2 separate regions of the Homo sapiens genome follow, and region 1 is linked to region 2. A link is a loop called in an ENCODE intact Hi-C map of the cell type or tissue named here. Cell type or tissue: heart right ventricle. All regions are shown on one strand. Links, peaks and the distances in the headings refer to the core of each region. The heading gives the core; the rest is flanking DNA. Region 1 holds the start of LASTR (lncRNA associated with SART3 regulation of splicing). Region 2 has its middle 15 kb from the start of CALML3-AS1.

Region 1 (9,501 bases), core at 1,101-9,100, 56 kb before region 2:
TCAGGAGGGAGATCTTTACCTTTCATCCTATTTTGTGCACGAGGAAAAAAGTAGGAATTGAGGTCAAGTTAGGCAGGGACCTCGGAGTCCTTTTGGGAGTGTAAGGGCTGGCCATGCCAACAGATAAGATGGAGCTTTTTACAAAAATATTTATTTATTTTAAAATAGAGATGAGGACTCACTAAGTTGCCTAGGCTGGTCACGAACTCCTGGCCTCAAGCAGTCCTCCTGCCGTGGCCTCCCAAAGTGCTGGGATTACAGGCGTGAGATGGATCTTGTTGTGACACTGTCGGCATGAGTGTGCGGTCGCCACACAGTCTTGGTGACTTAGCCTTTCATGTTAGCTGTGATTAGGGTTGTGTCGTTCATGAGAACAGCTCTGGAGAAAGGCCTTGGGTAAGGCATGAAATGGTTTTTCTCTTCCTTGAGCTTCATTTATTTTTCCCCCTCAGGATGCTTGCAGATGTTAGGACTACGCCCACATGCTAAGAGCACCTGGGAAGGTGATGGGATTCCTGTGGGCTCCTTATCAGGTGGACTCAGGAAGGTGGTGGACTTCCTGTGGGCCCCTCTTCAGATGTGCCTGGGAGGGTAATGGACTTCCTGTGGTCCCCTCATCAAGTGGGCCTGGGAGGGTGATGGACTTCCTGTGGTCCCCTCATCAAGTGGGCCTGGGAGGGTGATGGACTTCCTGTGGACCCCTCATCAGGTGGGCCTGGGAGGGTGACAGACTTCCTGTGGGCCCCTCGTCAGACGGGCCTGGGAGGGTGACGGACTTCCTGTGGGCCCCTCGTCAGACGGGCTACTTGCCCACCCCGTGTCTGCATTGAGGCTGCAGCAGGAATAGCACATTGGAGCTTAAAGCAGAGTGCTGATGTGTGCACCGCATTCTTCCAGGGCGGCTGTGGTGTTGAAAGCTCATTTGGCCAGGGTTGAATTAGCAGAGTGCATTGAGAAATGGAACTCAAGCCCAGTGTGATCTTCTGGGAAAAGCTGACACCAGGTAGGCCAAAAGCCAACATCAAATCCACACAGTGGCACCACCGACTGCAGTCGGGGAGAGAGCCACATGCTCCAAATTGGGTGAAGGTGGGGTCTGGAGAAGGCAGATTAGGAACAAATGAAGGGGGCTCAGGGGCTTCTGTGGCTGCTTTGAAGATTCCAGACCAGTGTTACGGGCAGGGGGTGCAAAGCCTGGCTGGTGTTAGGACTCCTGGGTCCCATCCTGGCAAGTGAGGGCCTGGTCAGGGGAATGCCAGCTGCAAGGGGCTCCCCTCTAGAGTCCCAGGGCAGAACTCTGCTTTGCTAGTCTTTCCCAAGCAGGAGGATGGCTTTGCCAGCCTCAGCGCATGCACCCAGTTCTGAGCGCTGTCTGGCATCTCAGCAACTACTCGCTAAACGTGCCGATTTGGTTGAGTCCTAATAGCCAAGGGAGGAAGTGGTCAGAGTGGGCCAGCCCTGAGTGCAGCTCACTGGTGGGGATTTATCGGGGCTGTCTATTGCTTGTTCTCCTCCATAGCAGCATGTGGGAAACAGAGGCATTTCCGGTGTCCAGGTGACCTTGTGAAAGGGTCTTTTTAGTATTTTTTAAGATAGGGTCCGCTCAGGCTGGAGTGCAGTGGTGTGATCATAGCTCACGGCAGCCTCCAATTTCTGGGCTCCAGTGATCCTCCCGCCTCAGCCTCCAGAGTAGCTGGGATGACAGGCTCACACCACCATGCCTGGCTAAGTTTTGTATTTTTTGTAGGGATGCAGCCTCGCTATGGTGCCCAGGCTGGTCTTGAAATCCTAGCCTCTAGTGACCTGCCTGCCTTGGCCTCCCAAAGCTCTGGGATTAAATGCGTGACTCACCATACCTGGCCCCAAAACGTCTTAATTCCAGACCCTCCTTGCTCACTGGAAACTCCTTTTCTGATGCCTTGGGTGAGCTGTGGTCTTCATCGTGGCCTCCCTTTATTTTTTTTTTTCCAGCTATCTACATTTTCACTTATTATCTGATTTTGAGGAGACTTGGAAATTTATAACATTTCTCTATGGCTCACCCACCATCTTGGGTCTCTAAAATTCACTTCCAGCAGGGCCAAGGAAATATTGAAGACTACACTGTTGTTTTTCCAAATGTTATCACAGGAGCAAGAGCTGAAGACCAGAATCTTCCTCCCGTCTTCCCTTCATGCTCATTCTCTCTCTCTCCCCCTCATTCTTCCCCAGTCTCTCTCCCACCCCTCTCTTCTCTCTTTCCCTGGGCTACACAATGATAACATACAAAATAGAAACAGAAAACTAAAATTAGATGTGTGTGACCAAGGATCCTGCTTTGAGCAAAGGAAAAATAAACCATACCCACATTTCTATTTTTCCCAGGACTTGAAGAACAACCTTGGCTATTTGGGCAGTTGGCTATTCCTGGGAACATTTCAGAAATAACTCATGTTTGTTTATTATTGAGTATTTATAACAGTTTCAGAGTAGGTTTCCAATAGCCCCACGGAGGACAGCGTGGGCTCCGGGAGGGATGGGCAGGAGGGCCTCTGGCCAGGAGGCGGGAAGGGCACCATCACTGCTGGGTCTCACACCCCCACCTGCTCCTTCAAATTTCTGCTTGCTGAGGCCACAACACAGGGGTGACTTCCCGAAACACAGGGCTCGGAGCTTTGTTTCTCTGTGAGTCTTCCCTGAAAGGACGTAAGAGCCTAAATTGGATTACTTCTTGCATTTGATGGAGTGTGGTGCACACACACACACACACACACACACACACACAGGCAAACACTCTGTGCTCAGGCATGGATTAGAGGTGACATTTCTGGAGGCATGAATGGATGGCGGATTCCTGAGCAATCACCCACAGACCTGTGCGCCCAGGAATGCCGCCGGCTGCAGGGCGCTGACATCACCCCTCTCCTCCGGGCCCTGGGAGAAGTGCTCGGACCCCAGGTCTCAGGGCGGTTATTTTTCGCCAGCAGACCGATGCTGTGGCATTCTCACGGTGTGCTCCAGGGAGCCAGGCTTTCGGGGAGGGCCCCTTTGGCCTTTTGAGCTCCCAGTCTCTGCCTCTGCTGTGAAAGAACCAAGAGTTACAGGTGGTTAAAGGTGGAGGGGACTTGGGACCCGTTTGCTCAGCATCTTCCACTGGTAGATGAGGCCAGAGGTCAAACAGCCTACTCAAGGTCAAACAGCCTGTTCAAGGTCAAACAGTCAGCGACAAAGCCACTGTCCCCTTCAGCTCGCCCCTGCACTGCTCTTTGTTTATTACAGTGATCCTCAAACAAGGTAGTCTCAGGACTCACTTTGTACTCTGAAAAACCACTGAGGCTCCCGAGGAGCTCTTGTTTATATGGCCGCATCTATCAATGTATGTTGCATTAACAATTACAGCTGAGAAACTTAAAAAATATGCATGTATTAATCTATCAGTCGATTAATAAACCTGTTGCACACCAACATCAAATATTCTTATAGGAAATAATTATATTTTTTCAAGACAAAAGAATTCAGTGAAAAGAAGGGCATTATTTTACATCTTGCAAGTCCTTTTAATGTATGGCTTAATAGAGGACGTTAAGGTTGTCATATCTCCTTCCGCATTCAATCGGAATTGAACCGCGTGTCATGTAGCTTCTGGAAACTTCACTGTGAGAGAATGAGAATGAAGAAGTCAATTAGTGTCTTAGGATTATTATGAAAGGATCTGGAACCCTTCAGCTGTTCCTCGGTGACACTTTGAGAACCACTGGCCAATCGTATGTTTCTGTTGCCTCTCCGGCAGCACTCTTTTTGACTCTGGCCCACGCAGTCGTTCGATAAACATGCATTGAGGAACTACCAGGTGTTAAGCTGGGAATTTAAAAACAAATGTCGCATATGTAAATGCTGGTCCAAAAACTCAGTTGCAGAAGAAATAGAGCACACTTTATTTTCCTGTAGTAACTTGACATCTGAGTGCAGGTCCGGGTGGCAGGGTCCTGGGAAATTCCAGTCAGTCCTTCCCCGGCTTTCTCCACCCAAAGACTGTGGGGTAACCTTGGGGGTCTCAGGGCCCTCATTTCCTTGTGGGGCCTTTATGCTCTGTGTGCACGGGGGCAGCTGAGACTCCGAGGCCTGGTCTCATGGCACTCTGGCTTCCCGGGCAGGAGGTGAAGGAGGTGGGGGGGTCCATCTGCCCTCTCCAGAGTTCAGCTCTGTCCCTCAGAGGAGCTGAGAACATGGGCACAGTTCCCCAGGGTGCATGTTCTCTCTCTCCCGTCTCATTCTCTCTCGTTCTCTCTTGTTCTCTTTCTCTCTCCTCTTGTTCTCTCTGTCTTGTTCTTTCTCTCCTGTCTCTCTCTTGTTCTCTCTCCTTCTTCTTTCTCTTGTTCTCTCTCTCCTCTCTCTTGTTCTCTCTCTCTCGTTCTTCTCTCTCCTCTCTCTTACATTCTCACTCTCTCATCTCACTCTCATTCTCTCCTCTCTCTTGTTCTCTCTCTCTCGTTCTTCTCTCTCTCTCCTCTCTCTCTTGCATTCTCACTCTCTCATCTCTATCTCATTCTCTCCTCTCGTTCTTTCTCTCTCTCTCATTCTCTCTCCTCTCTCTCGCTTTCTCTCTTGTTCTCTCTCATTCTGTCTCTCTCATTCTCTCGTTCTTCTCTCTCTCTCTGCTTCTCTCTCTTGTGTTCTTGCTCTCTCTTCTCACTCTTATTCTTGCTTTCCTCTCCCTCGTTCTCTCTCTTGTTCTCTTTCTCTCTGATTCTCTCCCTCGTTCTGTCTCTCTCGTTCTTCTCTCTCTCTCCTCTCTCGTTCTCCTTTTCTCTCATTTTCTCTCTCCTCTCTCTCTTGTTCTCTCGTTCTCTTTCTCTCATTCTTCTCTCTCTCTCCTTCTCTCTCTTTCCCTCTGTTGTTGTTTCTACCTCTCCCTTGGCTGCTTCCTATCAGGCCTGATTAATCTCTTGTTGGGGAGATCCTTCTCCCCTCAAGCTTCTTCAAGCCCTCTCTGCCCACTCCACCTTCCCCTTTCTCCCAGGGGCTTGGGGTTTTAGAACCAAAAGCTAGAAAAATGTGCAGGCTGTTTCTGCCCCGGCCTGCCTCACGCCTCCCTCAGGATTAAATGAGATAATAGTACATGTGCCTGGCTCACACAAGGACCCACTGAAGCCGCTGTTGGTGTCCTTGCGATTTGTACTCAGGGATATTGAGGCAGAAAGGTAAACAGGGAAGAGGAAAGGGGAAAATTCAGGGAGAGGAAACCTGAGGCATTCACATTTCAACACAGGCCATGACAGCGGCCCCTGGTCCCTGGTCTTCTGCAGCTGCTGGGGTCCCTCAGTACTAAAGGGAGGGGTGGGGAGCATCCCCCCATGAGGGGGGCATCCCCTGCTGCCCTCTCCTCAGCCACTCTCCTTTCTCAGGTCATGGCATGGATTTCATTTCCAGGAAATCCACTTCTAGCTCACTCGTCAGCAGGCCCAGTTGAAGGGACACAGCCTCATGGGGTCTCAGCAGGCCCCATTGGTGGAATGAAGCCTTGTGGGACCAGCACTCCCGGTTGGTGGGACGCAGGCCTGTGAGCTCAGCAGGCTCATTTGGTGGGACACAGCCTCATAGGGTCTCAGCATCAGCAGAGCTTTGGAGCCTCCAGTCCCCTCTGACACTGCCCTGCTGGGACTGCCCAGCCTCTGCTCAGACGCTTCCAGGGATGGGCCCTTCCTTTCCGGCTCCTGAGTCCTCCTCCTGGTGACTCGCCTGCTGCCCCAGGCGTTTTCAGGGGTGTCAGTCCCTATGTGTCCTCATCTGTCTAGGACCAGTGCCCCTGGGAGCACATGCCTGGCCGTCTGCTGGGAGCCGCTGGGCCAGCCCTGGGTAATTTCTGTGGGACATGCAGACCACGGCGGGCGCACCCTGTAGGTAGTCAGTAATGGCTCACGGATGACGGGTGTGAGCTGGAGCAGCAGTGGGCAGGGGCAGCTCACCTCTTTGCAGGAGGCGGGTGGGGCGGCCGCTCCGGGTGGCTGAAACCGATGGGGCAGGGCTGTCTTGACCACAGCTCGGGCCCAGGCTGCTCATCATCACTCCCTTTGCCCACCTGGATGGGGCTGCTCATGCATGGCCACTACGAACTGCACTCTGCATGTGTGTATGTGTGTGTATGTGTGTATGTGCATGTGTGTATGTGTGTATGTGCATGCGTGTGCGTGTATGTGTGTATGCGTGTGTGTGTGTGTGTGTGTGTGTGTGTGTGGTGGCCTGCGCTCTGTACACACAACCGCCCAGCAGAGAGAAAGAAGAGCACGGGATGGGAGAATCTCCTTTCTTTCCTCTGACGCTGTCAAGCCTTGTGGGTAAATCTGGAAGACGTGGTTGGTGGACAGTTAAGATTCCATTAAAAATGGGAAAGAGCCCCTGCATGTTGCCTTTAGGCCGTGATGCTCACAGCTGGATGAGTGTCTCGCCTGGCTGGTGCTTGCTTCCTTTGAACTCCTTTGCGAAGCAGGCTGGTGGTCTCCCGTGTGGGGATCAGACATGGCATTGGGTCCTGGCTGCACCCCACAGCTGGACCCCGAGCTCTTGTGAGTCTGGGCAGCGTCACCCTTCTGTTCTCCTGGAGTGGAAACGGGAGATGGGTGGATATGTTGCAGAAAAGCAGGATGACGGCAAGCCCCGAGGGCCCCAGCCTGGGTTTCCTGCACAGGCAAAGCTACTTGTGGGGGCTTGAGTGAAGAAGCCACAGTATATTACAACTCAGGAAAAAATCCACATTGTCTGTCCTGAGCAGCCTCATGGGAGGTGAATTAGAGGTGAGTCAGATGCCTTCGGGGGAGGAAATGACTTATCAGGCTGAACTTCCTTCAAAGTACGTCCATCCATCACTTGCAGAAAACAAAAGAGAGCAAGAGAGAAGACAGTGGGTGAAGTCCTGGTTCCAGACTCCCCTTTTTGCCGGGATATGATGGATCTGTCAGCTGGTGAGGCCCCTCTAAGAGGGGTGGTATCTTCGGGCCAGGTCAGGCCCATCTGGGAGGCTCAGGCATTTCCTGCAAGGGTGAAGGCCGCTCTCCATGCACTTTTAGGGTCCCCTGCTCCCACAGCGTAGCCACCCTGGCTCTTCTCCTGGTGAGAGTCTGCCTTGAGGGCTGAACGGTGCCACTGAGGAGCTGGAGAAGCTATAGCTTCCCATGGCAGCTTTTGTGGCCGGGAGTCCTGGTTCAGTCCTGTGCCTAGGGATTCTTGCTATTGCATGCATGCTTGTCTTAGACGGAAAGCTGGGGGAGGCACAGGACTTTCTGTCCGAAATGTTTTGTGCAGTGCTCAGCATGGTTCACCTCTCCTCACTGCCCCAGTATGATGATTTCTGCAAGAGTTTATCCTGATGATTCTATTTCCCCACTTTATAAAGGTGCCTAGAGTCCTAGAGAGCTAGAGATGGAGGGAAATTCAGATCATCTAAACCCTTCAGCCCTTCACTGGACAGAAGAGGAAACTGAGGCTCCATCTGCATGACGTTCCCAGAGTCACGGCACAAATTCATGGAAGAAGCAGCAGGAAACTCAGTTCTCCAGTCTGGGTCCAATGTGTGTTTTAGAAATATCTCCACAGGGTTAATGACTCAATTTTTCATGCATGATTGCTAGTAATGACAATCATGTTATGTTTGTTTCTGTAGCTTTGGAAATCACTCCTTCCACTTGAGTTTCAGGTCCCAACTGTCCACACCTGCAGGAGTGAGGTTTTGCTGAGACTGATAAGGCACTCACATTTTGTGGGAGTTGAATTGTCTCTGTAGCCTAGAATCTAGATTTTTTTCCCTCCTCTGCTCTCAGTGAACGGAGAATTCCATCTCGGTACAATCTGTGAACCATTCTGCAGTAAGATTGTCATCGTCTCATTCATACTACCTGGTCGGTAACACAAAGGGCTGTAATTGATGTGGTTCAGAGACTCACATCCAAGCAATAAAAATGAATCCCTTATGGTGGTCTGCAGCAACGCAAATGGATCCAGTGTCTGGCTTTAATGGGAGTGGGGAAATTGCTAACAGATGACGGTAACTTTCAGAGACAGACAGACACAGAGAGAGAGAGAGAGACTCTGGCCTTCCAGCTGAAACCACTTCTGATGGCAGCTCTTCCTCCCACATGTGCCTCACAGACGTCGAATATTTACGGGATGCCCTGAGCCCAGCCCTGCTCAGGGTTTAACAGCAGGGGCCATGTGTGTGTGACGGCTGAGGTCACGCAGTCGTTCATTTCAAGCTGTAGAGACATTTGGTTTTAAAAACCCCAGTGCCTCCACTGGGATTGGCTTTCGGAGAAGAAAAACAGCTCCTGAGTTCTTTTCCTGTCCAAGCCCGGGTGGGATCATGCTGCATTGCCAGCCTCCATTAACCCTTTGGGGCTGAGAAAGTTCTTAAACCTTGTGACTTTCTCCCGGTGATTTTTGCCTTTTTGAGGAAGCTGTGTGAGCTGCAGTGATTTCCTGTGAGCTCAATGAAAATGTGTCTGATGTGTATGCACCTGAGCTAGAAAGCCCAAAGACTGCTAAGAAGCCATGTGAGGGCTCAGAAACAAACATGTTGGGGCTTCGAAAGCCTGTTTTTGGAACCACTTTCCCTGTCTGCAAGGCAGAGGGAGGGAGGTACTCTGTTATTTCTAAGTCTCTCTTGAGCTCTTACACTGTGCAAGCCCATGAACGTATTTAATCGTGCATTAGACAATTGTTTTTAATCTATGCCCTGCCTCTCCCAAGATCAACCTTTCCCTGAGATCGGGGCCCCCTCTGGGTGCACAGGGATATTTTTATTTTTTGAGTTGGAGTTTTGCTCTTGTCACCCAGGCTGGAGTGCAATGGCATGATCTTGACTCACTGAAACCTCTTCCTCCCGGCTTCCAGTGATTCTTCTGCCTCAGCCTCCCAAGCAGCTGAGATTACAGGCATGCACCACCACACTCGGTTAATTTTTGTATTTTTAGGAGAGATGGAGATTCACCATGTTGGCCAGGCTGGTCTTGAACTCCTGACCTCAGGTGATCCTCCCGCCTTGGCCTCCCAAAATGCTGGCATTATAGGCGTGAGGCACCGTGCCCAGCCCATAGGGATATTTTTATATACTTTCCTGCCCCATGGGTCAACTGTTCTTGAACCAAAGAAACAAGAGGCGGGGAAGTTATAGGAAGCTTTTAAAATATGCTTCTGTGCAGCACTGCTCGCAGCGTGTCACAGATGTGCGGTATTGGAAGACGAAGGTGAAACTGCATGGAGATGATTGTGTGGGGGATGAGGAGGTGGTGGGTAGGGGACTTGGCTTTCTTCACACAAAGACATCCAGGCAAATGGTAAGTCCAAAAGCCGTGTGACAGATAATGGCCATTGTTCCTGCAGGGTGACTCTTTTCTTTTCTTTTTTTTCTTTTTGAGGCGGAGTCTCACTCTGTCATCTATGCTGGAGTGCAATGGTGCGATCTTGGCTCACTGCAACTTCCGCCTCCCAGGTTCAAAGTATTCTTTTGCCTCAGCCTCCTGAGTAGCTGGG
Region 2 (9,501 bases), core at 729-8,728:
CCCTCCTGCCCAGGTGGGGCCATGCCTCTGTTGGCTGCACTGTCTTTCAGGAGGGTGTCCTTGGCTCTGGCATTCTGGGCTCCTAGAACAGAACTGCAATGGTTTTCCTCAGCCTGCGTTCCTGACTTCTGTCCAGCTTGTGGTCTGCCTTGTGGCTCCCTTCCCTGGGGACCGTCCCCTCTGTCCCCCACCAGGAGGGTCATGCCTGCCACACACTGCTCCTAACAACCCGCCCTGTGATGGCTCTGGCTGGTGACCCGCAGCTGCTGGCCAGGCTGGGCTGAACCCGGATGGCTGCGGATCAGCAGAGCACGCGCCCCACCGCGTTGGGCCTGCTCTCGGATATGCTGCTGGTGGACTGACTCATAACTAGCGCTTCCTCTCAACAAAAACAAACACCCAGGGAGAGACTCAAGGGCCCTCCTTGGCTAAACAATTCTTGAGATTGAGTTGGAAGGGAAAACCCATTACACAAAGGGCTTTGCAGGGGAAGAGGGGAGAAGGCGAGAAGCCAGAACAAACACAAGAAGGCCCAAGCCACCCAGGGACTGGGAGAGGGACTCCGGCTCAGGTGGGCGCGGCCATATCCACCTTTTTGGGACTGAGACACTGAGCACATTTGCTCACTGCTTTCCCTCCGACAGCTGTTAAAGCTGGTGCTTTGAACCCAGCCCTGGGCAGGGTCCTTGCTGGCTCCGGGAACCTCCATTCTTGCTGGGCTGACCCTTTGCACAGCGGGCTAGGGCAGCCCTGGGTGTGGGGCTCCAGCTCACAGACAGTGTGATCATGAAATGAGGAAAGTGTGGGCTTTGGAGTCTGTGAGACCTGGCTGCAAAGGCTGCTCTGCTGGCCCTAGCTTTATGGGCTCAGGCAAGTGACTTAACCTCGCAGAGTCTCAGTTTCTTTATCTGAGAAATGGGTGGTGATGCCTACTTGGGAGATTGCTGTGAGGATTAAAGATGACCTATGTACAGTGCTGGAACATAGGAGGCAGTTACTACCTAGCAGCTAATCTTACTTAATTAAATATCTTCCCCTCTCAAATAAACCTTCTGGGTCTAGCAAAGAAAGTTGAGTAAGATACAGGCCTTCTCCACTGGACACACACAGCTCCTTGGGGACCATCTGGTGGGATCTCATTCCCAGGCCCCAGGCCAGATGCTCATCAGCACCCAGTGAGGCCACAGCCAGCCCTGATTCCAGGTCACTGGCCCACCTCTGGTCATAGTGGCCTCTTCTGTCTTCTCATCATCCCACAGTTAGGCAGGACCTCCCATGAACCAATGGAAAAATGCCCAGTAGTACAGATGCCAGCATGCTGACCAGGGAACAGGCACAGGTCACCTTGGGCTCGGTGTGGAGCCATCAGCTGGCCAGGGGGACCTCACTGTCCTCCTGGTTGCAGAGGAAGGCACTGGGCTTGTGGGAAGAGTCTTAGAGAAAAACTTTGCAATGGGGCATGGCCACAGGACTGAGGGCCAAGCAAAGACTACTGATGAGAATTTCTGTGGGGGGAGAGTTTCATTTCAATGGAAGGAAGAACTTTTATCAGTAAGAACAAAAACTTCACTGTTGAAGAATAGATTCAAGGGCACCTTCACCTTCTTTGTCCCTCCTTGACTTGGCCACTGGTGGTAGTGTGTGTGCACATGTACGTGGGTGTGTGTGTGTTGTTCAGCTTAATAAATAACACATCAAAATCATGCAGTGCAGTCAAATTCATATGAGAAAAAAATTTGTTTGTTCTCAAGTTCTGTGAAAGTAGATATACCTGAACCAGCCAACCACTGACCTCCAACTACCAAGTTCTGCCAAAAGTTGTGACACTCAGAGGACAAACCAGTTAAGCAGTGTTTGTCAAAAAATATTCCCTGGACAAGACTTATTCCTGTCTGGGTGTGTCCACGTTACAAAAGCATGTCTACACCACATTGCTACATCGATCTTCAGAACGTCTGAGTGAAGTAGGCAGGAGGGTATTGTCTTCCTTTTGCAGAGGAGGAAATAACTTGCTCAAGGTTACATGGCCAGCAAGTAGCAGGCTTGGGAGAACCAGGTCTTCTGGCTGCTTCACAAAGCCTGATCTAGAAAAGGAGGGGGCTGCCTCGTGAGTCCCGTGGACCCAAACTGAGATCAGATGACAGAGGATCAGATCATGGAGACCTTCTGGAGTTCATAATTGTACCATGAAAGCATTGTCCTGCACGACAGTGAGAGCAGAAGTTGGCACAATTTTTAGATGTGTAATTTGGCAATATGAATCAGAAACCATAAAGGTGACTATGGGCTTTGACCAATTATTTTCATTTCTAGGACAGTGTCTTCAAGAAATAATCAGAAATGGGCACCAGGTTAAAAAGTTACACATAGGGTTACCGTATGACCCAGCAATTCCACTCTTGGTGTAAGCCCAAGAAAATGAAAACATGTGTCCACACAGAAAAATTGTATGTGTTTATAGCAGTACTATTTATACTAACTGAAAAGTGAAAAGACCCCAATATTCACCACTATTGAAAAAATAAAATATGATCTATCCATATAGTAGAATATTATTCTGCTGTAAAAAGGTATGAAGTAGTGATATTTGCTGCAACATGGATGACCCTTGAAAACACTGCGCTAAGTGAAAGAAGCCAGGCACAAAAGACCACATCCTATGACTTTGTTTATATAAATCCAGAATAGGCAAATTTGTAAAGCTAAAAGTAGAGTAGGGTTGCTTAAGTTTGGAGTAGGAAAGTTGGGAAGATGCAGATTCATTGCTAATGGGTATGATGTTTATTTTAGCAGAACAAAAATATTCTAAAATTAGATTGTGGTGAGGGTTGTACAACACTGAATTATTTTTAAAATGTTAAACTGTACACTTTAAATGAGTGAATTACATGGTATGTGACTTATATCTCAACAATTTTTTTTCTAAAAAAAAAGGGCACCAGGAAGTTCTTCTCATCAGTTTTCATAATAATAAAAAAATTTGAAACAATCCAAGCTCATAAGGAAAAGAAATAATCAAATAATTATAGTACACCCATAGTTGATGTATAAAGAAATCAAAAAATATAATACATAAAAATATTTTAGACAATGAGAAAATGCTCATGAAATATTAAAAATTATAAAATACAAATGTATGTTTAGTGTGATTTCCATTTTATTTTAATTTTTAAAAATTAAATGTTTTATCTTTTAAGAAAGAATTTTAAGAAAGAATGCAGAGATCCTGTGTATCTTTCACCAATTTCCCCAGATGGGAGCAGTTTGCAAAACTGTAGTACAAGACAGCAACCAGGACATTGACCTTAATATGGTCAAGCAACAAAACATTTTCACCACTGCAAGGATCACTTGTGTTGCCCTTTTATAGCCATGCCCCCTTTCTTCCTGTGCCATTCTCACCTTAATCCCAGGAAACAGCTAACCTATTCTTCATCTCTATGATTTTGTTATTTCAAGATTGTTATAAATGGAATCATATAGTGTGAAACCTTTTGGGACTGGCTTTTTTCACTCTACATAATTCACTAAGACCCATCTAGGTTGTTGCACTTATCCTTAGTTCGTATTTGTTTAAAAACCTGTACACAGCGTGTGTAGTAGTTTTATTTGTAATAGCCCAAACCTGGAAGCAATCCAGAATTCTCCAGGGAAACCATCTGGGCCTGGAGATTTCCTTTTTTAGGAGGTTAAAAATTACCAATTAAATTTCTTTAATAGTTACAGGGCTATTCAAATCATCTACTTTATATTTGATGAGTTGTTATAGTTTACATTTTTCAAGGAATTGGTCTATTTCATCTAAGTTGTCAAAATTTACGTGGATAAAGTTTTTGTGGCATTCCATGAGTATCCTTTTGATATCTGTAGGGTCTATGGTAATATCCTTGTTTTATTTCTGATATTTGTAATTTATGTCTTTCCTCTTTTTTCCTTTGTCAGTCTTACTAGAAGTTTACCAATTTTATTGATCTTATAAAAAAACTAGTTCTTGATTGATTTTCTCTATTTTTTTCTGTTTTCAATTTCATGGAGTTTGGTTTTTATTTCTTTATTTCTGCTTTCTTTGGATTTACTTTTTTTTTAGGTTCTTGAGGTGGAAGCTTAGATTATTTATTTGAATTTTTCCTTTTTCTAATATATTCATTTAGTGCTATGAATTTTCCCCTCAGCACTGCTTTAGCTGAGTGCCACAAATTTTGATATGTTGAATTTTCATTTTCATTCAGTTCAATGTATTAAAAAATTATCTGGAGACTTCCTCTTTGACCTCTGGGTTATTTAGAAGTGTGCTATTTAGTTTTCAAGTGTTATGAGATTTTCCTATCATTTCTCTGTTATTGATTTCTAGTTTGATTCCATGTGATTGGAGAACACACGCTATAAGATGTGAATTCTTTTGAATATGTTGAGGTTTGTTTTGTGGCCCTGAATATAGTCTATCTTAGTGTATATATTTTGAAGTATGGGAAAATGTTCATGATATATTATATAAAAATATAAATTATAAAATGTGTGTATAGTGTGATTCCAATTTTATGTTAACTGCCCTTTATTTTCCTCCTTATCCTCTTCTGAATTATCTAAAGTTAAGAATTCTACCTTTTATGATCAGAAAGTTTTTTTTTTTAAATGGAAAGAGCAGTGGGTAGTGTGTCATAAGATACAAGTTTAAAAACTGGGCTCTCATTTTCTAGCAATGTGACCCAGGCACTGCATCTCATTTTATCTAATTGAGCCTCATTTCTAAAATCTATAAAATGGAAATAATAAAATGCCCACTTTATAGAGTTATTGTATTAAACAATCCAAAGCCAGCATTTATTAAATGCCCAAGCAGTGTGCACACGGTATGGTGGTGTTTCTATTACAGTGAGGAAGCTGGACTCTTTTATCTCTTGGGTCCCTTGCGACTATTTGCTTTTAAGCCTCTGTGATTCTTTCACTGAGGAGCAGACAGAAGTCTGAAACATATTGTGTCTGTGGACAGAACTCTCCATAAATTGCTGTTCTCCAGATATTTCTGGAAGCCTGGGAGTATAATTGGGATGTAACAAATTTGGACTTTTTAGCAATGTTCCAATTTCAAATGTTCTGTCCTCTTGCTCCCCTAGTATAACAGTAATGTTTTCACCATGCAATTTCATTTCTGGTTAGAAAAATGTGGATATTAGGTTAAAAGATTCACCTGAAAGGAGAAGAAAAATTCTTGGTTGTCTGCCATACCCTTTACTAGAAACCTTTCCCCTCTTCTTAGGCCTGTGATTGTTCTCCAAAGCAGGTGATTGTAATCAAGCTCCCAAGAACCAGGTTATCAGTCAGTTTTACAGCCCTAATTTCTCAATGGCAGGAAAGGAGTGGGGCCTGTAAGATGAGTCAAGGAGGGACAGGGTTTCCTTGGTATTACTTAATTTTAAAGTCCTTTTCCCTGCCCATGCATGACTCCCAATCCACCGCTGGGCTGGCCTCTAGAAGAACCGCTGTAGGAGCTCTCACCCTGCCAGGGCCACCTCCGGTCTTCTCTCTGTGTCTTCCACCCTTCCTTGGCCAGCAGACAGTCTTCTGGTTTTAGAAGTGTCTTTTCTTCCTACTTGTGTGGTATTCCCTTCCAAATCCACCCTATCCATGTGGATGGAGTCTTCTTGACCAAGAGAGCCAGGGTCCAAGCTTTTCTAAGGATATTCCAGAGGATACTAGGGTCTATTCAGCCAATGAACCCTTAGCCCTGCTTCCAGACTCGGTGTACTACCATCCCTCTCAAAGCTCCCTGTTCATCCAATGTGTAGTATCTACTGATAATTCAGCATCCCGTGCCAACCAGTCATGCCCCACTCTGTGATCTTAGGGTGGCGGATGCCTATTTATACATTGCCCTTATTTTATTTTACACCCTTTATCACCTGGGTCTGTGAGTTTCTTGGGTTCAAGGACTTTTCTCATTTGTTTTTGTTTATTTTGATCAAGGTAAATATATAGCATAAAATTTACCATTTTAGGTACACAATTTGGTGGCATTAAGTGTACCATAGTCTCAATGCCTTAGTCTCAACACTAAGTCACATGAAATCAAACTAGAACTGTCACCACCATCCATTTCCAGAATTTCATCATCCCAAACGGTAACTGTCTACCCGTCAAACAACAACCCCAGCTGGGCGCAGTGGCTCATGCCTGAGGTCCTAGCATTTTAGGAGGCCGAGGTGGGCAGATCACTTGAGTCCAGGAGTTCCAGACCCGCCTGAGCAACATGGTGAAACCCTGGCTCTACAAAAAATACAAAAATTAGCCAGGAGTGGTGGTATACGCCTGTAGTCCCAGCTACTGGTGACGGGGGAGGCCTGGGAGCTGAGGTGGGAGGATGGCTTGAGCCTGGGGAGGCGGAATCTGCAGTGAGCCGAGATTGCACCATTGCACTCCAGCCTGGGTGACAGAGTGAGATACTTTCTGAAAAACAAAAAAACAAACCAAAACAAAACAAAACACCCCAACAAACCCATTTATTTTTGCATCTTCTGTCTTCTATGTGAGGACCTTTGCCTAGCACACATCCAGGCAGACATATTGTGACATTGTCCACAGACATGAGACATACTGTGAAGGTGCCCTTGAGTTGTGCAAGACAGTGGTCAAGCTCCCATCCCACTTCTTAACACATGGCGGGACCTTAAATGTTCTTAAAATTGAACCAACCGGAAAGCAGGATATTATGGGCACACTTTTAATCCTTGGCTCTTGGGGTAAACTGCCCTCAAGAAAGACCTTGACTTTCACCCTGGGGAGAAGATCTCTCTTTCATGGCCTTCCAAATTCTGCGATCTGTGGCATTAATTCTGCTCAAATTGATTTCATTTGTCTAATATTTTCAGCCTAATGAGACAGTGGGCTGTGCTACGTGACCGAACCAGCAACTAAAGCAACAGGGCCTTCCCCTTGGGGTGTCCATTCCCCAGGGTCGGGCGATAGGAACTTCCTTCCAAGCGACTGAACCAGCAGCTACAGCAACAGGGCCTTCCCCTCGGGGTGTCTGTACCCTACGGTCAGGTGATAAGAACTTCCTTCCATGCGGCTCTCGTCTTTGAAATCATGACTTTAATGGTGGTGATAAGACCACAGAAACTTTTGCTACTTGAATCCTCTCAAGGGCAGCTTAGAAAAAGTCAATTTTGCTAGAGACATGGGGAGACACAGAACTCCTCCATATGAAATACATCATCCCTGTTTTAGGACAAAAGAGCGGGTCTGTGGGTATGAAGTGGACGGCACCCTCCTCCCTTCAAGCGCAGCCCAGCCCTCCTCTCCCCTCCTCTCCTGCAAGGTGTCGGTGATTCCTCCGGCTTGCCCTGGGCTCTCCCTTCTCAGACCAGGCGCCTCTGTGGTCAGCATTGTGCGTCTGGTTGCTTACATGCCCCTGCTTGTTTACGGTGATTGTTTTGTGTCCACAGATCCTGGAGAATGAGCTATTTGAGGAACAAGACTTAACTTTGCTATGCATAGCTCATCGAGGACGTTCCAGCAGAACTTATTCCCTGAGTGATAAAGCATACAGGGTGTAGGTTTCTGTAGAAAGTCAGACAGAAACAGATGGAACTAAAGAAAACACAGTTAGAGGGGTCCCCAAATAACTGACTTGTGCTTGTCTCTTTGGCTTTTGCATTATCTCTGAGACGCAGAATGTACCTGGAACATTCCCCTGGAGGGCAGGACCTGTGAAAACAGGAGCAGGAGGAGCTGGCATCAGCTGTGCTTGCTCCCAGTTCTGCAGCCTGAAGGGAAAAGGCTCCTGAAGCTTTCTTACCACAGGAAGGAAAAACAACTTGCATTAAGGCTGTGTCCCAAGATCAAAGACATTCTTAAACAATGAATGAGTACCAGGGAAAAATATGTTAGGCCAGAGTGGAAGTTGGGTTGTATTTGGAAAGAAGTGGCGGTACCGAGCAAAGATGGGGAGAGAGGGTCAGGAGTAGAAGAAACAGGCCGGGCACGGTGGCTCACGCGTGTAATCTCAGCACTTTGGGAGGCCGAGGCGGGTGGATCACCTGAGGTCAGGAGTTTGAGACTAGCCTGGCCAACGTGGTGAAACCCCATTTCTACTAAAAATACAAAAATTAGCTGGGCATGGTGGTGCATGCCTGTAATCCCAGCTACTCAGGAGGCTGAGGCAGGAGAATCGCTCGAACCCGGGAAGCAGAGGTTTCAGTGAGCCGAGATTGTGCCATAGCACTTGAGCCTGGGCAACAAGAGTGAAACTCTGTCTCAAACAAACAAAAAAAGGAGTAGAAGAAACAGAAGACACGAAGGCAGTAGTTACGGAGAAAAAGCAAAAACAGAGAGCAGCGGAAAAGAGAGAGGGCAGAGATCTGGATGTAGAGAGATGGTGAAAGGAAGAGAGAGAGGGAGGGTGAGTGAGAAGGAGGAGGAGGACAAAGGAAAAAGAAAATGGGAGAGGAGAGCACTGGCAGAGCAACCTAGGCTTTAAAGAGCGAAGAATGGACCAGGCGCGGTGGCTCAAGCCTGTAATCCCAGCACTTTGGGAGGCCAAGGAGGGGAGGATTGCTTGAGCCCAGGAGTTTGAGACTAGCCTGGGCAACATAGTGAGACCCTGTCTGTGCAAGAAAAACTGTAAAACTAGCTGGGTGTGGTGGCAGCGGCACACACCTGTGGTCCTAGCTACTTGTGGGGCTGAGGCAGGAGGATCGCTAGAGCCTGAGAGATTGAGGCTTCAGTGAGCCAAGATTGTGCCACTGCACTCCAGCCCAGATGACGGAGCAAGACCCTATCTCAAAAAAATTAAATTACATTAAATTAAAAATTTAAAAAAGTGAAGACTGGAAAAACAAGAATGAGATTTACAAGAGAATTAAAGGCGATGAGAGTTGGAAATACAAAATGGACAGCATGAGAAGTCTGGCAGAGAAAAATTCCCATGTAGGGAAATTGAGTTGGGCCACAGAGAGGAAGGCAGGAGGTCAGATGGAAACACAGAAGAAAGGATTTAGGTCACCACATCTTTTATCGGCCATTATAAAGAAGCCTGACTTCAGTCTGTGTTTATGGCTCTTGAACACAGACCCGAGGCAGCCTCTAGGGTGCAGCATCTGGGCAGGTGAGATGACCTTTGTCCTCCACAGGGAAAATGTGGTCAAGAATATTCAAAGGGCCAGGCGCGGTGGCTCACACCTGTAATCCCAGCACTTTGGGAGGCTGAGGTGGGCGGATCACAAGGTCAGGAGTTCAAGACCAGCCTGGCCAACATGGTGAAACCCCGTCTCTACTAAAAATACAAAAAGTAGCTGAGTGTGGTGACACACACCTGTAATCCCGGCTACTTGGGAGGCTGAGGCAGGAAAATCGCTTGAACCCGGGAGGTGAGGTTGCAGTGAGCTGAGACCATGCCACTGCACTCCAGCCTGGGTGACAGAGCAAGACTCCGTCTTGGGAAAAAAAAAAAAAAAAGAATATTCAAAGGGCTGGAAATAGGGTAGACATTCACCATCCCTCCAC

The links. A loop is a pair of places that touch in the nucleus more often than their neighbours do. Peaks named below come from ENCODE experiments on the same cell type or tissue, not always from the same donor. Only the 100,000 strongest peaks of a DNase experiment are listed, where the experiment ranks them.
Region 1: a loop joins it to region 2, with 2.4 times the contacts of the local background. A loop is called at or near these places in 14 of 110 quality-filtered maps.

Annotation. Positions count from the first base shown.
Region 1 is chr10:5,593,448-5,602,948 of GRCh38, reverse strand. It overlaps LASTR (lncRNA associated with SART3 regulation of splicing), which reads left to right and starts at 6,831. Exons shown (of 2, transcript NR_134491.1): 1 at 6,831-6,938; 2 at 7,370-7,965. RefSeq lists enhancers at 5,471-6,343, 6,629-6,923. In heart right ventricle, for the core only: no CTCF peak of the experiment used is centred there; no DNase peak of the experiment used is centred there; H3K27ac peaks cover 374 bases.
Region 2 is chr10:5,536,994-5,546,494 of GRCh38, reverse strand. No RefSeq gene overlaps it. Among named protein-coding and RNA genes, the nearest start is that of CALML3-AS1, 15 kb to the right of the region's middle. RefSeq lists enhancers at 1-123, 6,860-7,359. In heart right ventricle, for the core only: no CTCF peak of the experiment used is centred there; no DNase peak of the experiment used is centred there; H3K27ac peaks cover 539 bases.